Linked DNA regions of Homo sapiens: region 2 is linked to region 1. A link is a contact called in ENCODE Hi-C or POLR2A ChIA-PET data. All regions are on one chromosome and are shown on one strand. The core of a region is the stretch at or near the end of the contact, and the rest is flanking DNA. Distances in the headings are between cores, read along the strand shown.

The links. Hi-C counts contacts between places; a loop is a spot of excess contacts on that map. ChIA-PET counts read pairs that join two places held with the same protein, here RNA polymerase II (POLR2A).
Region 2: a map of ascending aorta shows a loop between it and region 1 (2.5-fold over the local background). The contact joins two enhancer-like sites. A Hi-C loop is called at or near these places in 1 of 168 maps with a recorded cell type or tissue (ascending aorta). POLR2A ChIA-PET finds 5 or more read pairs at or near these places in 1 of 52 experiments (T-cell).

Annotation. Positions count from the first base shown.
Region 1 is chr1:244,597,268-244,602,054 of GRCh38, forward strand. All of the region lies in intron 17 of CATSPERE (catsper channel auxiliary subunit epsilon), which reads left to right. It also overlaps the pseudogene CYCSP5. Among named protein-coding and RNA genes, the nearest start is that of DESI2, 53 kb to the right of the region's middle. RefSeq lists an enhancer at 2,761-2,970. Within about 2 kb of position 2,809, at least 5 of the 41 ENCODE cell types and tissues checked have a DNase peak (open chromatin) inside an H3K27ac peak, as active enhancers do.
Region 2 is chr1:244,671,502-244,676,473 of GRCh38, forward strand. The region is part of intron 1 of DESI2 (desumoylating isopeptidase 2); the gene reads left to right. Among named protein-coding and RNA genes, the nearest start is that of DESI2, 21 kb to the left of the region's middle. Within about 2 kb of position 1,677, at least 5 of the 41 ENCODE cell types and tissues checked have a DNase peak (open chromatin) inside an H3K27ac peak, as active enhancers do.

The DNA.
Region 1 (4,787 bases), core at 1,559-4,058:
TCCCAAATCGCCCTCAGCCTGGTTTTTGTGCTCACCACTCTATTGGCACTGGCAGCCAACATGATCAGTGACCTCCATTCAGCTAAACCGATGGTCAATGCTCAGGTCCCACCTTCCTTGATCTCATTAACAAGAATTGACACGGTTAATCATTTACCCCTACTTGAAATATTTTCTTCATCTGGCTTCCAGAATAGCTCATTCTCCTATTCTTTCTGTTTCCTTGCTGGTAGCACCCCCTTAATTACTTAGTTCCTCCCTGATTTCTTTTTTTTTTTTTTTTCATGATCTGGGATTTTGTTTTTAATTTTCTTAAGTCTTACGATCACCTATAATTTATAATTTCGTATATAGCTCCTCTACTTTAATCCTTTTAACAAGTTGGCAAAGCACCATTGCCAATCACACACACACAGTAATTCTACAGTTCTGTGTTTTTGAATAGCGGTTTAATGACAATCGTAAGTTAATACTTAGTCCAACTTAGTCAAGAGTCTGAAAGTAAAGTTTAACTTGCTACTATTTCTTGTCACACTGATTTTAAAAGGTGACAAGTGTCATCTATAAGTGTGAGAAGTGTTTTCATTTGATACGACACATAAACCATTAAAATGCCCTTCAATAAGTAAAAGGCAGCATTTTAGATACAGGGAATTCTAATTAGCTGGGCAGAGTTAAGACCAAAAACATAAACATTGCGTTCTTACCTTCAGCCCTTACCTTTCACAGGCAAATGAACACAAATTTAAAGAACATGTGAGTCTTGCTTGGTTCTGAGACAGTGCAAGAATTTTTCCAGTATTAAAATATATTCATATAACTAGTTACACACATCTAAATTAAAAACCAGTCTCCAGTAGGTTTGGGGATGGCATTCTCGTCTTTGTGAAAAGTTGGACGTTTCTCATCAAGCTCAATCATATCTGTAGAAGGGGAAACAGGGATAGCATTTACTGAGTCCGAATTGCTGTCAAAATTCAAAAAAACTGATCATATTCATTTAACCAGAAGCCAGTCTTACTTATCAGGGCTGCCCAACAAAAATATTCTGCCAGTCATACATGACCTGAACCCTGGTATATTAGATCAATGACACTACAATACACGTAAAATCATGAGACAATTCTGGTTTCTAAGTAAATAAGGCAGTGACCAATTCTTTCTGCCTTCCTTTTAACACCAGTGGAGATCATTTTTGTTCCAGGGATGTACTACTTGGGATTCTCCAATTGCTCCTTCCGTAGATGATGCATTTGTTCTTCTTGGTGTCTGTGTACAAGAATCCAGCCACCTCACCTGTCTTGCACCCACAGAGACCATGGAGATTGGGCCCAGTCTTATGCTTGCCTCCCTTTTCCACGGTGTGGCACTGGACACACTTCTAAACAAAAACACTTTTGCTTTTTTCAACATCACCCATATTTAATTCTCTCTTTTGTTGCTCGCACTACAAAGGTTCCCGCTCAGAAGCTTGACATCTGGCTCTCTGAGATCTCCCTGACCTCTTAGTGTTGGAATGCCCGGAGGCCCAGGGATTTCTTTTCTTTTCCCCATCTCAACTTTCTCTTTGAATGTCATCATCCAGTCACATGGGCCAGGATGTCTCAATATATTGATATATCCCAACACTGCATCTACAGCCTGACCGTCTCCCCTTGTATCTGTCAAGTATGCTTAGGCTATGCTGCAGTAATAAATAAACCCTAAAATCCCAGTGCCTAACTCTCCATGTCATAGTCTGATATATAGAACTACATCGTCCGGACATGGTCTCTCCTGGTTTGCCGCCGTGTCTGGGAAAAAGACTGGAGGATTGTATGGGATGTTTTAAAGGCTTAGAACTAGAGGTGGTTTCGACCCACATCCCATTATCCAGAACCTATTGCCATGGCTCAAATCTAACTGCAAGGTGGTGTATAAAATGTAATCAGATACAGTTCCTGAACCCCAGACTGACACCTCCACTGAGATGCTAAATACATATATCACTTTTGCACTTAGATGTCAATAGATATATCAAACGTAACCTGTCCAAAACTGAACTCCTGATCTTCCCCTCAAAACCTGCTCCACCAGTAGCCTTCCCCATTTTAAGTGGTAGCAACTCCATCCTTGCTCATCTGGCCAAAACTTTGGAATCTCCCTGACTCCTCTCTCTCTCATACACCCTACATCAAATCCATTAACAAAGCCTATTGGGTCTATCTATTTGTCAATGCCTGCTATTACAGACCCAAGTCATCACCACTGACCCGGATTATTACAACAGGCTTTTTGTTGCTCTCTCTGCTTCCACTCTTGCCTCCATATAGCAGCAAGGGTAAAACCTTGAAAACAAAGTCAAAGCACATTGCTCCAAAGCTCGAAATCCTTATCATGGAGTAAAAGCCAAGACCTTACAATGACTTTCAAGGTTCTATTTGATTTTCTGCCTCTGTTACCTTTCTCCCATTAAACTTCACTGCACTCACTCAGATGCAGCGAGTGGCTTCCTTACCGTTCCTCAAGTAAGAGTAGTTTCTACACAATGGTGAGAAGAGAAGCCAGACTGCAGGGGGTTTGCAAAATCAATGAGAAGTTTACAAGTAGAGGCAAAATATAGTCTACAGTTTTTCAGCTTTGGGCTGGAAAATAGAAGAAAGAGACAGGAATTTACCTATAGAGAAAAACACAAAATATGACCTGGATTTTTTTAAAGAGGAAGATAGATGAGTATGTTTACAGTTTGAGGATAAAGAAAGGAAGGTTAGAAATGAGTCATTCTGATTATAGTAATATAGCAGACTGAGCTAAGTTGAGTCACTCCCTCAACTTAGGACGTGACGGGACTCCCTCCCGTGATAGACACGTCATCCTGCATAAAACATAACAAAAATACTTTGTACATAACTAAGCTTGAAAGAAAGAAGGCGGACTCTCAGAAGCGAAGAGAGAACTGAAAGTTAGAGCAATGCTTTTCAGCCTACCTATGCGATCCAGGGCTACTGGCCCAGGATAATGGAGCTAGAAATTGGAAGCTGGGTTTTCAAGCCCCTGTGAGGCCAAGAGGCTCTTTCACAAATTCAGGATATATTAAGAGCTACCTAGTCCAAAAAAAAAAAAAAAGAGAGAGAGAGAGACTAGAAAACTCTGCTAATGCCCAGGTCAGTCACAAGGAAGGTTGTAACCTACATGAATTTGTAGGCAAAAACATACCTCCTATAAGAATGGGAGATGTCCACCAAAATGTTCACCTCAGGCCTCCTATGGATCTGAACTTATACCTAATAGGAATAGAGTTTAGTCACAGAAAGTGCCATATGAAAAATGAAGCTAAAAACTATCAACTAGCCTTGAAACCCCTAAGCAAACCCCTTGAAACAAAGGTAACTGGAGAAGCAAATCCAGAGATACAGGATCCTCACTGGAAAAGTCACCACCATCAAAGAATCGATCAAATCCAGAGATATAGGATCCTCACTGGAAAAGTCACCACCATCAAAGAATCGATCATCAAATCCAGAGATATAGGATCCTCACTGGAAAAGTCACCACCATCAAAGAATCGATCATCAAATCCAGAGATATAGGATCCTCACTGGAAAAGTCACCACCATCAAAGAATCGATCATCTAAATTTACAAACATTTAAGGAAACGGACCCCCATGAGGGCGAGTCAGCAGATAAAATAAGTTGAAAAATGAGCACACAAAGCAAATGCTTAAAAATAACAGAACAATCTGAATAATATAGAAAATGTGTTCAAAAATGAATAAAGAGGAAAAATAAAATAGAAATCATAAGGAAATAATACGACTATGAAAAGAAAGTAGGCATATTTTAAAAATTTTGAAATTCTAGACATGAAAATGTAGTCATTAAATTCAAAATTTTAGACATAATTACAAACCAGATTAGATATAGGTGGAGAGAGAATTACTGAAAAAAGAGGGATGTGGAAATTAACCAGGATGCAATACAAATAGGTAAACAGATAAAGAAATAAGAAAGAGGGTAAGAAACAATTTCAGCAGAAGGACAAATTTCAACATGTGCTTAATAATTTTTTCCAGAAGGGGAAATTACAGAAAATGCGTTGAAAAGAGAGGCAACATTCAATGAAAAGAAATAAAATATGAAAACTTTTCAGAATTTAAGGCCCAAGTCAGAAGGTTGAGGATTGGCATGAAGTCTCAGATACCTCAGAATGAAGCCATAAAACAGTAAAGAAAAAGGGAAAATCACATACGCTGTCATATAAATAAGACAGATTACCTACAATGGAATGTCACCTAGACTGACAGATTTCTCACCAGCAAAAATAGGATAAATATAACTGGGGGTCAGATGATTAGCCATGAGACTGGGCTGAGTAGGGAACGAAGAGAAGGCAAGAGAGAAATGCTGTGTGAGAAAGCAGGGAGGGCCGGGCGCGGTGGCTCCACCTGTAATCCCAGCACTTCGGGAGGCCAAGGTGGGCGGATCACTTGAGGTCAGGAGTTCGAAACCAGCCTGGCCAACATGGTGAAACCCCGTCTCTACTAAAAACATAGAAATTAGCCGGGCGTGGGTGGTGGGCGCCTGTAATCCCAGCTACTTGGGAGCCTGAAGCAGGAGAATCGCTTGAACCCAAGAGGCAGAGGTTGCAGTGTGCCAAGATCGCACCACTGCACTCTAGCCTGGGCAACAGAGCGAAACGGAAGGAAGGAAGGAGAGAGAAGGAGGAGAAGGGGAGAAAGGGAAGGAGAAGAAGGGGAAGGGGAAGGAAGGAGGAATTGGGGAACTGGAAATCTCTATGAGGTCAAGG
Region 2 (4,972 bases), core at 427-2,926, 73 kb after region 1:
TTGAACCAAGCTCTAGAAATAAAAGTTGTCTTCCCCCAGCTCAAATAAAAAGCCAACTTCTAGGGCTTTATTTGGATAAAAATGTCGTGGATTATCCATTTTTCTCAAGTATGTGTTTTTAAACTTTTGGCGTCTGCTACTATTGAGACGACAAAATCAATGAAGGCTTATCCAGCAGAAATCTTGCTAACATCCAGTTATATCTAGTTCACCAGCTTGTTTTGTTTGTCTTTTATGGATACATGTTATTGGCTATGATTTTGTTTTGCATGTTTATAATATTTTCTGTTAGAAAAATAGCTTCTAGTTTGTAAAATGAGGTTAAACATATCAATATTTTATGGTATCCTACAAAAGCATGAATTTCCTCATAGCAATTTTGAGAAATTCTCTTGACCTGTGTAGGGAGATTTTTACTGAAGAGATGCTATGTGACATAAGTTTTGACAGTAGTAAAATAATTTTTAAATGTAATGACAAAAGATAAAACCAAGTTACATGATTTGGATGTTTGTCCCCTCCAAATCTCATATTGAAATGTGACCTCCAGGCCAGGTGCAGTGGCTCATGCCTGTAATACCCAACACTTTGGGAGTCTGAGGTAGGAGGATCTCTTGAGGCCAGGAGTTTGAGATCAGCCTGGGCAACATAGCAAGACTCCATCTCTTAAAAAAAGAAATGTTGGAGGTGGATCCTAGTGGGAGGTCTTGGAATCATGGGGGCAGATCGCTCATGAATGACTTAGGGCCATCCCTTTGCTGATGAGTGAGTTCTCACTCAGTTCATGGGAGATCTGGTTGTTTAAAAGAGCCGGGACCTCCCCATTTCTCCATCTCTCTTGCTGCTGCTCTCGCCATGTGACGTGCCTGCTCTCCTTTTGTTTTCCACCATGATTGGAAGCTTCCTGAGACCCTCGCCAAAAACAGATGCTGGAGCCATGCTTGTACAGCCTGCAGAACTGTGAGCAAATTAAACCTCCTTTATAAATTACCCAGTCTCAGGTATTACTTTATAGCAACACAAAAACGGACTAACACACCAGGTTAGAGAAGCGTTGAGAAACACTACTATTGATTTCAAAAATTAATAGCAGTTGGCCACGCGTGGTGGCTCATGCCTGTAACCCTAGCACTTTGGGAGGCCAAGGCGGGCGGATCACGAGGTCAGGAGTCCGAGACCAGCCTGGACAACATGGTGAAACCCCATCTCTACTGAAAATACAAAAATTAGCCAGGCATGGTGGCATATGCCTGTAATCCCAGCTACTCTGGAGGCTGAGACAGGAGAATCGCTTGAACTCGGGAAGTAGAGGTTGCAGTGAGCCAAGATCGCCCCATTGCACTCCAGCCTGGGTGACAGCGAGACTCTGTCTGTAATAATAATAATAATAATAATAATAGCAGTTATTTCAGCATGAATAACTGCCAGCAGTAAATCATTATTGTAGGGGAGTAGGATAGTTTCACAACTGAAATCATTCCGTAAAAGGCTCAGTTCTCATATGCTTTTTTGTTTTGGTTTGGTTTTTTTTACAGTTATCTCACTAAATATTCACTTAAAATAGACATCATCCATATTGTCTGCATAGCTTTGGCAGGACTTTGAGGCAGAAGGACTTGATAAGGCATACTGACCTTGAATTAAATTTGCATCTTCCACAGGCAGCCTGCCCAGTTGTAAAGATTGAGCCTTCCAGGCGTGTTCTCTAATAATAGATCTAGGAAGCCCTAACAGGAGCAGAAGCATTTGGAGGGCATCTCTTTCTCTAACCAACTCTCCCTGGAAGGGCTTACCCTCTTTTCCTCTGAATCTATTAAGAAAAAACGTCACACCAAAGAAAAACATCTAATTTATTCGCTTCATAATGTATATTCTAAACATTTATTCAGAAATGTGCTACTGTTCATATGTGAAGTGGCTGACCAAAATACATATTTAGAATTGTTTTCTTCTGCTCTTGATATATTCCTTTTTTATATCCTGTTTTCCTTGTGACTAAAAGCAGATGTTTTTAGAAGGCAGCTGGCTAGAATTAGGAATGCAGCCTGTAATTTAAGAAGTAACCTATTTAAAGGTTTTTGATTGGGTATAGAGAGTTCAAGAAACTAATTGGACTGTCTTGTGTTACTAGAAAATGTTTTATGGTAGCTAGTATTTTTTTTCACTTTTTTTCCATTGAGAGTTCCATTCCCATAACTTATATATTTCACTGATAGTAAACTTTATTGGACCATGTCTAATAATAAAAACAGGGAAATGGAAACTTTTTGTGAATTTCTTGGTTCACATTTTGCTAACAGAGGAAAAACTTTGTTATAATGCCGAATTATTCTTTAAGGAGCAAAGTATGTTCTGTATCTAAAGGAATGTTTATCCTCGGGGGCTCAAGGCATGTACAGAAGAGTTTTTGTTTAGGTTTGCCAACTAAAACATGGTATACTCTTCTGTCATTTGGGACAAGTTAATAGATTTACTTTACTTCTGTCTCTTTTTTTTTTTTTTTTTTTTTTTGAGACGGAGTCTTGCTCTGTTGCCCAGGCTGGAGTACAGTGGTGCGATCTCGGCTCATTACAACCTCCGCCTCCCAGGTTCAAGTAATTCTCCTGCCTCAGCCTCCCAAGTAGCTGGAACTACAGGCGTCCGCCACCACGCCCAGCTAATTTTGTTTTGTAATTTTTGTAGAAACGGGGTTTCACCATATTGGTCAGGCTGGTCTCGAACTCCTCACCTCAGGTGATCCACCCGCCTCTGCTCCCAAAGTGGCTACAGGCGTGAGCTACTGCACCCGGCCGATTTACTTTACTTCTATTCATAACGGTCTTTTTTTTTTTTAACAGCCTTTTTGAGATACTGTTCATATACTAGATGAACTATATAAAATGTACACCCATTTAAAATGTACAATTCAGTGAATTTTAGTATATTCACAGTTGTGAAGCCATCATTACCACAGTCAATTTTAGGATATTTTCATCACCCTAGAGAGAAGCCCATACCCATTAGCAATCACTTCCCATATCTTCCCAAACTTCCAGTCATAGAACCACGAATCTACTTTCCGTCTGTGTAGCCTATTCTGGGCATTTCATATAAATGGAATCATGTAATATGTGGTCTTTTGTGATTGGCTTCTTTCACCTGGCATAATGTTTTCAAGGTTCATTCCTGTGGTAGCATGCATCAAATACCTCATTCCTTTTTACTGAGAAATCATATTGCGTTTCATGGATAATACCACATTTTATTTATCCAGTAATCAGTTGATAAACATGTAGTTGTTTCTACTTTTTGGCTATTACAAGTAATGCTGCCGTGAACATTAATTACAAGTTTTTATGTGGCTATATATTTTCATTTCTCTTGGGCATATGCCTAGAAATAAAATTGCTAGGTCATATGGTAACTTTAGGTTTAACTTTTGGAGGAACTGCCAAACTGTTTTCCAAGGCAGCTGTAACATGATACATTCCCACCAGTAATGTATTCGAGTTCTAATTTCTCCACATCCTAACACTTGTTATTATCTGTCTTTTTGATTATAGTCATCTGAGTAGGTGTGACATGATAGATAATGGTGGTTTTAATTTGCGTATCTTCTTAGAAGAAATACTTTTTTTTAGATCCTTTGCCCATTTTTTAGTAGGGTTATGTGTCTCGTTGAGTTCTAAGAGTTCTTATATGTATTCTACATATAAGTCCCTTGTCGGTATATGACTTGCCAAAATTTTCTCCCAGGCTGTGGTTTCCCTTTTCACTTTCTTGATAGTGTTCTTCAAAGCACTAAAGTTTTAAATTCTGCTTTCATCAATTTTTTTCTTTTGTTGCTTTTGCTTTTGGTGTCATATCTATGAAGCCATTGCGTAATCCAAGATCATGAAGATATGCTTCTCTTCCAAGAGTTTATAATTTAAGCTCTTGCATTTAGGTCTTTGATCCATTAAATTAATTTTTATATATGGCATGAGGTAGAAGACCAGCTTCATTCATTTGCATGTGGATTTCCAGTTGTCTCAGTTCTATTTGTTGAAAAGACTCTTCTTTTCCCACTGAATTGTCTTGGCACCTTTGTTAAAGATCAGTTGGCCATCATTATAGGGGCTTATTTCTGAACTCTGAATTCTGTTTCATTGATCTGTATGTCTATCTTTATGCCAGTAATACACTGTCTTGATTACTGTAGCTCTGTGCTAAATGTTGAAATCAGGAAGTCTGAGTCCTATAACTTTTTCAAGATTGTTTTAGCTATTCTAGGTCTCTTGAATTTCCATATGAATTTTTAAATTTGTCAATTTCTGCAAAAAATGGCAGCTGAGATTTTGACAAGAATGGCAGTGAATCTTCAGGTCAACTTGGGAGAGTATTACCATCCTAACAGTATTAAATCTTCCAGTTCACAAGCGTGGAATGTCTTTCCATTTATTTAGGTCTTCTTTAATTTTTTTCAACAATGTTTTGTAGTTTTCAGATACAGTTTATGAACTTCTTAAATGTATCCATAAGTTTATTTTTTATGTAACTGTAAATGGAATTTTCTTAATTTCATTTTTTGAGTGCTTATTGCTAGTGTATAGAAATACAATCAATTTTTTTTTTGAGACAGAGTCTTGCTCTGTCTCCCAGGCTGGAGTGCAGTGGCGCGATCTCAGCTCACTGCAAGCTCCACCTCCCTGGTTCAGGCCATTCTCCTGCCTCAGCCTCCCGAGCAGCTGAAACTACAGGTGCCTGCCACCACACCCGGCTCATTTTTTGTATTTTCAGTAGAGACAGGGTTTCACCGTGCTAGCCAGGGTGGTCTCAATCTCCTGACCTCCGTGATCCGCCCGCCTCAGCCTCCCAAAGTGCTGGGATTACAGGTGTGAGCCACCGCGCCTGGCCTACAATCGATTTTTATATATTGATCTTGTACCCTGCAATGTTTTTAACTTATCTATTAGTTTTAGTAATTTTTTAGTGGATTCCTTATGATTTTCCT